2 separate regions of the Homo sapiens genome follow, and region 2 is linked to region 1. A link is an interaction called in ENCODE POLR2A ChIA-PET data of the cell type or tissue named here. Cell type or tissue: PC-9. All regions are shown on one strand. Links, peaks and the distances in the headings refer to the core of each region. The heading gives the core; the rest is flanking DNA.

What was found. ChIA-PET counts read pairs that join two places held together with the same protein. Peaks named below come from ENCODE experiments on the same cell type or tissue, not always from the same donor. Only the 100,000 strongest peaks of a DNase experiment are listed, where the experiment ranks them.
Region 2: POLR2A ChIA-PET joins it to region 1 with 10 read pairs; 1 of 35 experiments calls an interaction of 5 or more read pairs at or near these places.

Annotation. Positions count from the first base shown.
Region 1 is chr17:41,514,062-41,519,040 of GRCh38, reverse strand. It overlaps KRT15 (keratin 15), which reads left to right and starts at 151. Exons shown (of 8, transcript NM_002275.4): 1 at 151-711; 2 at 1,876-1,958; 3 at 2,077-2,233; 4 at 2,776-2,937; 5 at 3,031-3,156; 6 at 3,349-3,569; 7 at 4,367-4,392; 8 at 4,921-4,979. The coding sequence starts at 214. It overlaps MIR6510 (microRNA 6510), which reads left to right and starts at 1,824; the gene lies at 1,824-1,877. RefSeq lists an enhancer at 1,516-2,400. In PC-9, for the core only: no CTCF peak of the experiment used is centred there; no DNase peak of the experiment used is centred there; H3K4me3 peaks cover 1,153 bases; H3K27ac peaks cover 653 bases.
Region 2 is chr17:42,252,992-42,257,970 of GRCh38, reverse strand. All of the region lies in intron 1 of STAT5B (signal transducer and activator of transcription 5B), which reads left to right. Among named protein-coding and RNA genes, the nearest start is that of STAT5B, 21 kb to the left of the region's middle. In PC-9, for the core only: no CTCF peak of the experiment used is centred there; DNase peaks (open chromatin) are centred at 2,720 and 4,170; H3K27ac peaks cover 3,258 bases.

The DNA of each region.
Region 1 (4,979 bases), core at 315-4,314:
AAGAGAAAAACTTCACATGACCCACTCAAGGTGTGCAGGCAGCTGTGTTTGTCAGGAAGGCAGAAGGAGTTGGCTTTGCTTTAGGGGAGGAGACGAGGTCCCACAACACCCTCTGAAGGGTATATAAGGAGCCCCAGCGTGCAGCCTGGCCTGGTACCTCCTGCCAGCATCTCTTGGGTTTGCTGAGAACTCACGGGCTCCAGCTACCTGGCCATGACCACCACATTTCTGCAAACTTCTTCCTCCACCTTTGGGGGTGGCTCAACCCGAGGGGGTTCCCTCCTGGCTGGGGGAGGTGGCTTTGGTGGGGGGAGTCTCTCTGGGGGAGGTGGAAGCCGAAGTATCTCAGCTTCTTCTGCTAGGTTTGTCTCTTCAGGGTCAGGAGGAGGATATGGGGGTGGCATGAGGGTCTGTGGCTTTGGTGGAGGGGCTGGTAGTGTTTTCGGTGGAGGCTTTGGAGGGGGCGTTGGTGGGGGTTTTGGTGGTGGCTTTGGTGGTGGCGATGGTGGTCTCCTCTCTGGCAATGAGAAAATTACCATGCAGAACCTCAATGACCGCCTGGCCTCCTACCTGGACAAGGTACGTGCCCTGGAGGAGGCCAATGCTGACCTGGAGGTGAAGATCCATGACTGGTACCAGAAGCAGACCCCAACCAGCCCAGAATGCGACTACAGCCAATACTTCAAGACCATTGAAGAGCTCCGGGACAAGGTGAGTCCTCGGATGTCAAAGAGAGGGGAGCAGGTGGCTGGTACCCTGTACACAGCTCTAATGTCAGTGTTACTGCTGACTCAAGGAAATCCTTTCCTGCCCAGGCAATGACTGTCTGGTATGTAATCTCAGCAAATTTGGAATGCACCTGCTGTCCAGGTGCAGAGGCCAGTGCACATCTTCTCAACTTGGTGGTGCTGGGGGAGGGAGAGAGGGGTCTTGGGAATCTGGTTAGGACCAACAGGGGCACAGGTGGGGGCAATTATAAAGAGCCAGAGGCAGTAGCTCACACCTGTAATCCCAGTGCTTTGGGGGGCCAAGGTGATAGGATTGCTCGTGTCCAGGATTTAGAGGCTGCAGTGAGCTATGACTGTGCCACTGCACTCCGGCCTAGGTGACAGAGTGGAACCTGTATCTAATTAAATAAAAATAATTAAAAAAAAAGAGCAACTCGCCCTCCCTACCTCATGCACCCTGCAGGCTTCTGCATAAAGTATTCCTTTACCTCTTTTGCAAGAATGGGATTGGAGTGTGGCCTCATGAGTTCCAGATGCTAGAACCTCTTGTCTTTTCCTATAAAGAGGTCTTTTGTGCCAAAAGTACTGTTGGGTCTTAGGAGACCTGGGAACTCATTACACATTCTGCCACCCACTCACTCACCATTTTACTCCCTAAGACTGGGTTCCTCATTCGTAAAATGCCTTCTTAACTGCCCTCCAGGTTGCTACTGGCTGGAATGTTCTGTAGATCCATGGCTGTGTCCAAGGTGTGCAGGAGGCAGTGACCATGAGTTGTCCACAGTGGGGCTGGTGGAGTGTCTCTGAGAGAGCTATTGTCAGAGCTGGCTGCACCCCACTGCCCCACTCTCCTGGGCAACCAATTCCCACAGGCAATACTGCCTCCTTGGTCTTTCGTGCCCTGGAGATAAGGAAGGCAGCTCCTCAGGTGTCTCAAGGAGGCTGGATGGGACAAAACAAGAAATGGACACTGAAAGTGAGGCTGGACTTTGCCCACCCCAGAAGCCGTACAGATTTTTGTTGGTGGTGTCAGAGGGGTGATTGTCAGTGAGGGGTGATTTTCAATGAGGGGCTGGCCTTGGGTGCAGAGCAGAGAGCAGCAGGGGAGAGAGAGGAGTCCTCTAGACACCGACTCTGTCTCCTGCAGATCATGGCCACCACCATCGACAACTCCCGGGTCATCCTGGAGATCGACAATGCCAGGCTGGCTGCGGACGACTTCAGGCTCAAGTGCGCTCCCCCGTCTCTCTCCTCTTCCTGCATTGCCCACTTTACTTGGCCTTCTCCTGGCTCTGACTCAGGCAGCCAAGACCCCTCCCACTTCCTTCTTTGGCCTCCCTCTCCTCAGGTATGAGAATGAGCTGGCCCTGCGCCAGGGCGTTGAGGCTGACATCAACGGCTTGCGCCGAGTCCTGGATGAGCTGACCCTGGCCAGGACTGACCTGGAGATGCAGATCGAGGGCCTGAATGAGGAGCTAGCCTACCTGAAGAAGAACCACGAAGAGGTGAGAGCTGGCCCCCATCACCCCTGAACCCGAGAGAGGTGGGGAACCTCTTCCCAAAACTCACTTAAATTGCCCAGAGGGAAAGACAGTGGCTCCAGGAAGCCCTCCCAGATTTTCACGAGATTAAGTCAGTGGGAGGCAGAGTGGGGCTGTTGGTACTTCCTCATAGTTGGCCTGGGGCTTAGTGGTTCAGAAACACACCTACCCCACAAAACCAGGTGTCCTCATGGAGAGGAAGGGGCAGTGTCTGGTAGCCCAGGCCCACAGCCAGCCCAGGTGGCCCGTATGAATGGTTGACTTCCTGATTGGCTTTGTGAGCTCACATCAGGGCCCTACAGTCTCGGGGTCCTCCCTTGGTAGGACCTAGAGCAGCAGAGAACTCCTTAGAGCTGAGGGGTCCATGTGACCAAACCTCTTCATGTGCAATGGGGAACAGCGGTTGGGGTGTGTTACGGGCAGAGCCAGGATTGGCATGTGTGACGCCAGACTCTCAGGTCTCTCTTCTGCTCTCCGTCTCTAAGTGGGTCCCTCCCATCCTGCAGGAGATGAAGGAGTTCAGCAGCCAGCTGGCCGGCCAGGTCAATGTGGAGATGGACGCAGCACCGGGTGTGGACCTGACCCGTGTGCTGGCAGAGATGAGGGAGCAGTACGAGGCCATGGCGGAGAAGAACCGCCGGGATGTCGAGGCCTGGTTCTTCAGCAAGGTGGGCCTTATATCCTGCCCTGCCCTTCCTGCCCCAGGTCCCTGAGTCTCCGAGGAGGCCCCGGGGCTCACTTCTGTTGTGCATGACCTACAGACTGAGGAGCTGAACAAAGAGGTGGCCTCCAACACAGAAATGATCCAGACCAGCAAGACGGAGATCACAGACCTGAGACGCACGATGCAGGAGCTGGAGATCGAGCTGCAGTCCCAGCTCAGCATGGTACGGCCACTCGCGCCCCATCCCAGCCTCTCGGGTGGTAGAAGCTCCCACTCTTCCTGGCTATTTAAGCCTTGGAGTTCTCAAGCCCCCTCAAGAGGTGGTTCCCTGAACTCCATTCAGTGCCCCCTCCCTGCTTGCCCTCAGTGGCTTCCTTTCTAGCCTGATGTGTCTATGCATCTGTCACTCCCCCAGAAAGCTGGGCTGGAGAACTCACTGGCCGAGACAGAGTGCCGCTATGCCACGCAGCTGCAGCAGATCCAGGGGCTCATTGGTGGCCTGGAGGCCCAGCTGAGTGAGCTCCGATGCGAGATGGAGGCTCAGAACCAGGAGTACAAGATGCTGCTTGACATAAAGACACGGCTGGAGCAGGAGATCGCTACTTACCGCAGCCTGCTCGAGGGCCAGGATGCCAAGTAGGCGCCTGGGCACAGGGGAAGGAGTGATGAGGGCTGCTTGTGGCTAGGGTGCAGGGTCATCCTAAGGGAATGGCAGGGTGTCCCTAAGCAGCCTTGAGGGACTGTGAAAAGAGAACTGAGCAAGGAGGGAGGATCTGGACTCCTCACTCTGGTCCTTGGCTGTTACCTGGGACAGGTCACTTCCTCTCTCTGGATCCGTGTTTCTTCTGTAAATGATAGAGGCTGGGCTAGTGGTAGTTAAGATCTAGTGCTCATTCCATTCTCTGCATGAGATAGATGGGTATTCTTGTAGTTCAGAATCTTGACCAGCTCAGTGGCTCATGCCTGTAATCCCAGCACTTTGGGAGTCCAAGGCGGGTGGATCACTTGAGGTCAGGAGTTCGAGACCAGCATGGCCAATATGGTGAAACCCCGTCTCTACTAAAAATACAAAAATTAGCTGGGCGTGGTGGCGGGTGCCTGTAATCCCAGCTACTCGGGAGGCTGAGGCACAAGAATCACTTGAACCCGGGAGGCGGAGGTTTCAGTGGGCTGAGATCGTGCCACTGCACTCCAGCCTGGGCGACAGAGTGAGATTCCGTCTCAAAAAACAAAACAAAACAAAACAAAATCTGTCTACTTGGGGATAGCAGGCCTGGATGGGCTAGCAGGATGTCCCACCCCTAGAGGAGTCAGATGTGTGGGTGGTGGTGGTGTAGGGTCTGAAGAACACTGCATAGCTATCTACATGAGCTTCCCTTACGGACACTTGAGCTTGTGCCCTTTGCTTAAATCAGCTTCCCTCTTTCTTTCAGGATGGCTGGCATTGCCATCAGGGAAGGTAGGAAGGCTTTACTCTTCTGGTGTGGGGTGGGGAGGGGAGATGTTGAAGCCACCACCCCCTTCGGAATAGGGAGGAAGGAGAAAGAGCCCAAACATCCCATTAGGTGGGAACATTCCCATTCATTAGATGCCTCTTCCCCAGTGGGAACTTCTGTCAGCCCCAGGTGAGATTGCAGCTGGTGATTTATTGAGAAACTTCCAGGTTGAGTAGGCTTCATTCAGGGCATGTCTCTCCCCCAGGCCCCATCTTCATACACTTCCGCTAAGATGCCCACAATTCATCCCCCTTCATGTGCAGCTTGAAAAACCCTGACATTGTTGCTCCCTGCCGGGCATACCTGCCATTGCCACTGCCCATCTCTGTGATGAGGAATTCAACACCAGATCTCTGGCAGCTCTTGAGGGATTGGCCAGTGGCCATTCTCAGGGGTGCTGTCTAGTTTTCCCAGAGCCCCGCCAAGGTCCTGGCCACCGTGGCAGAGCGGGGAGGTTCCCCCACTCTAAAGCCTACTCCTTCTCTCTCTAGCCTCTTCAGGAGGTGGTGGTAGCAGCAGCAATTTCCACATCAATGTAGAAGAGTCAGTG
Region 2 (4,979 bases), core at 600-4,599, 740 kb before region 1:
ATTCCCTGGTTGTCTAGTGGTTAGGATTCAGCACTCTCATAAAATTCATTATATTGATTCTATAAAAGTATATTGTGTTGGATTAAGAAACACATGGACATTTTTAAGTGTTTCAAAATATTTTTGTTATACCTAGGTTTTCACTGTGGTGGTATTTGTTGTTTTAGTAGAATTTGACCTATATTTTATTCTATGGGAAAAAGAAGAAAGTAAACATTGGCTAGCTATCTACCACCCTGTACTGCTATTTGTGTGTGGTCCCATTGTGAATTTTTAACTCCATGCTCTATATTTTTAGTGCTTTGTGAAGATTGAATCTGCAAATCACCTTTGAAAGACAAAGGATTTGATTTGATTGTGGCAATCATGAAAGTTATCCTGTAAATAAAACTGTATGTCCTGGACCAAAGCTGGAATAATGCCACACTGAAATGATCTTAACTGTGGAATCCTTGATTGGACCCGATTTGTTTTGCACATACAATAGCTCCATAAAGATGATAGGCTTTCAGCAGGGATGAACAGATGTTCTGGTTTTATCAGAAATTGCTTTTGCATCACCAAGACTTCACAAAAGCCAGTAATCCCCCTGTTTGATGTTGTGGAGGTGCTTTTAAAACTTCTTCCCAGATACTGGTTTGAACACACAGACTTTGTCATTGACCTGTAAGATTCAATTGTCAGGTGGTATCTGTTTTCTCCCAACAGAAATAAAGAGAAGAAGAATAAAAACAAAAACTAGAAAGTGTAGCAGGGGCACAATTATTTATTTAAACTTTAAAGTATTTAATATTACATACCAGAATCTAAGTTACATAAAGCATGTCTGTTTTGTTCACTGCCACATTCTTAGTACCTAGAACAGAGCCCAACATGTAATAGTTACTCAATAAGTATCTGTTAAATAAGTATAGTAGTCCTGCCTTATCCCAAGGGATGCCTGAAACCTCAGGTAATACTGAACCCTACATATATATATTGTTTTTTCCTATGCATATATAATTATGATAAAGTTCAATTTATAAATTAGGCACAGTAAGAGATTAAGAACAATGATAATAAAATAGAACAAGTATGTAGTCTTTTTTTTTTTTTTTTTTTTTTTTTTTGAGACAGAGTCTCGCTCTGTCACCCAGGCTGGAGTGCAGTGGCGCAATCTCCGTTCACTGCACGCTCTGCTTCCTGGGTTCATGCCATTCTCCTGCCTCAGCCTCCCCAGTAGCTGGGACTACAGGCATCTGCCACCACACCCGGCTAATTTTTTGTATTTTGTTTAGTAGAGACGGGGTTTCACCATGTTAGCCAGGATGGTCTCGATCTCCTAACCTCGTGACCTGCTCGCCTCAGCCTCCCAAAATGCTGGGATTACAGGCGTGAGCCACTGTGCCTGGCCGAATGTAGTCTATCTTAAAATACTGTATCTTACTATGCTGTACTGTGGGTAACAGAAACCATAGAAAACAAAATCTCAGATAAGGAAAGACTATTGTATTCCCCTTTAATCTCAATACAGCAGGTGTATCCAGAGAACTTCAACCCTCAGAAGGACTGAAAGTGTGCCTTTTACTGTGGAAGAAAGAAAAGAGAGGGGGCTGGGTGCAGTGGCTCATGCCTATAATCCCAGTACTATGGGAGGCTGAGCCAGGAGGGTCACTTGAGCCCATGAGTTAGAGACCAGCCTGGGCCACAGAGTGAGACGCTGTCTCAAAAAAAGTTGGGGGGATGGGGGAGAAGAGAGAGGAGACAGCAAATATCTCTTTGTTTCCTTTGGATTTCAGCATTAAAGATAGAAAAAATGTGAGTTTATTAGGCAAAAACTGGTTTTTTAACCCCATTTTAAAGATTGTGGAGTTACGTATATATATCATAAAATTTACCATTTTTAACCTTTTATTTTGAGATGGAGTTTCTCTGTGTCACCCAGGCTGGAGGTTAGCTCATTGCAACCTTCACCTCCTGGATTCAAGCAATTCTCCTGCCTCAGCCTCCTGAGTAGCTGGGATTACAGGTGCACGCCACCATGCCTGGCTAATTTTGGTATTTTTAGTAGAGGTGGGGTTTCACCATGTTAACCAGGGTGGTCTGGAACTCCTGACCTTAGGTGAACCGCCCTCGGCCTCCCAAAGTGCTGGGATTACAGGCGCGAGCCGCTGTGCCCGGCCATTTTCACTGTTTTAAAGTACAGTTCCGTGGCATTAAGCACATTCACATTGTTGTGTGACCGTCAGCACCTGGTCCATCTCCAGAATTTTTTCATCCTAAACTAAAATCCTGTATTCATTAAACAGTAATGAGAATAAAACTCTCCATTTGCCCCTCCCCGCAGGCTCTGACAACCGCCATTCATTCTTTCTGTCTCTATGAGTTTGACTACTCCAGGCATCTTATATCAGTGGAATCATACACTATCTGCCCCTTTGTGTTTATTCCTTTTTTTGCAACATAATTCTTTTGGTTGGAGACTTCACAGTTTTTCTTTCCTTTGATTGTTTAGTTTTTGCTTTGTACCTAGACCTGGCCAGTGATGCATGTGCAATGAGTATGCAAAGACAAGTTAATTCAGCAGCTTGTTGCATACCACTAGGGAGTTATTAAAGCTTTCAAAATGTGATTCCTCATCTGTATGCCTGTGGCTTATCTACTCCAAGTCTTGCTGATAAACCTGCACTGAGAGTAATAGCAAAGATTAGTCTTTCTCCATGTTTCATAAAACAAATTGTTCTCATTCTTACAGCCTGATTATGAACTGGAAAATTACAGGTACATTGTTGTAATTGTTTATACAGACAATGAGACATACTCTCCACAGGGGACCTCAGCTGCAGGGGAGGTTCTGATTGCGTGTCATTAAGAAACGACAGTTAAGAAACTTTTTTTTTTTTAGACGGAGTCTCGCTCCATTGCCAGGCTGGAGTGCAGTGGCACGATCTCGGCTCCCTGCAACCTCTGCCTCCTGGGTTCAAGTGGTTCTCCTGCCTCAGCCTCCCAAGTAGCTGGGACTACAGGCGCATGCCACCACACCCAGCTAATTTTTGTATTTTTTGTAGAGACAGGGTTTCACCATGTTGGCCAGGATGGTCTCAATCTCCTGACCTCGTGATCCGCCTGCCTAGGCCTCCCAAAGTGTTGGGATTACAGGCATGAGCCACCGCACCGACCTTCTTTTTTTTTCCATTTTTAAAAATTTTCTATTCTCATTACATCTTCCTTTCTCCCTACTTTTCCTTCCCTTCCCTTCCAGTTTGTCCTTCCCTCTCTCTCTTTCTTCCTTTTTTCTTTCTTTTTCATTCTCATTTTTCTGAGTAGTTGCTGAAGACACAGCCTGACCCTAGGGGTCCAAATATAGATGAAACAATCATAGCTCTCTAGCAGTTCACCTGGAGGGAGAGAGAAAAAGAGAGTAAGAGAACCAAAATGAAGGGGAAATATTCTTAATTTTTTTTTTTTTAAGGACAGAAACTAACTTGTTGAGGAAAAAGAGAAATATACTGGGAGTTCTGACTGATAGGAACAAAGAGAGGACAGCTTCGAAGGATGATTTGAAAAGTAATCTATGGAATTTAGCTTTAAAGCAGGATCTTGGGCTGTAGACTACTTTATTATTATTATTTTTTAAGAGACAGAGTGCAGTGGTGCAGTCATGGCTCACTGTAGCCTCAAACTCCTGGGCTCAAGCCATCCTCCCACCTCAGCCTTCTGAGTAGCTAGGATTACAGGTACATACCAGCACGCCTGGCTAATTTTTTAATTTTTATTTTGTAGAGATGAGGTCTTGCTGTGTTGCCCAGGCTGGTCTTGAACTCCTGGCCTCAAGTGATCCTCCTGCCTCAGCATCCCAAAGTGCTGGGATGTTGTGGACTCCTTTAGAGCCTCTTGAAATAGGGCTAGTAAAGTGATTTTCTACCACTGTATCTGTGCTCATTTACATTGGGCAGATCACTTCTGCTTGACTTCATAGTTTCAACCTATAACATGAGGGGTCAACAGGTAGATTCGGAACCATCAGAGTTTAGGCCGAAGCCCATAGAATATGAAAGTTATTTTTAAAATTTATTTTTACAATGTCTACAAATGCAGTTGTTAAAGTGCCAGAGACAGAAGTATTGACAATGAGAAATTATCCAAAACCAGGCCAGGCGCGGTGACTCACGCCTGTAATCCCAGCACTTTGGGAGGCAAAGGTGGCAAGATGACTTGAGGCCAGGAGTCACAGGCTGCAATGAGTTGTGTTCATGCCACTGCTCTCCAGTCTGGGCCACAGAACAAGACCCTGTCTCTAAAAATAATCATCATCATCCAAAACCAAGACTGGCTCCTATTGGAAAGGTGGAAATGGTTGTGATGGAATTCAGCAACACCAATACCTTGGTATTTCTGACTTTCAGGATGTTAGGAGACTCTTTCAGTCCTTCCTGTTTAAATATGAATGGATATGTATTGCCATTATTGCCCTGCCCCTACATCTCCCAAATTTAGATTGCTAGTATTTATGTAAGTTTACTAGTCACAAATAGATTCTTGCATTTCCCATCTCTTGTCATAGGGCCCTCTTTGAGTTCAATATGCTTTTATTGGCACTTACTTTGGTTTTCTTTACAGCAGCAGCTGCTAATTAGTGACAGCTTTTGAGCAAGCAGCTTGTCATTTTTGGCAGAGATAGGGGACATCCATAGCAAGTCAAGACTATATTTTCATTTGCTAAATTTACTTTGCTACATGGAAATACATCTTGGATAAAAAATAGTCTGTAGTCAAAGGTGGCTGTGTTTACTGAATTATCTTCCTGAGTTGGCATTCTGTCCTGTAGTTGAAGAACTCACAGAGATGAAAAAAAGAAAGAAAGAAAGAAAGAAAGAAAGAAAGGTTCAACGTCTATCAGACTGATGCCATAAGTCCTGAGTCATCCTTCTAACATTAATCTACATTCTGGGTATAGAACCTCATCATCTTGTTTTGGCACAATCATAAATCTTTCTGGA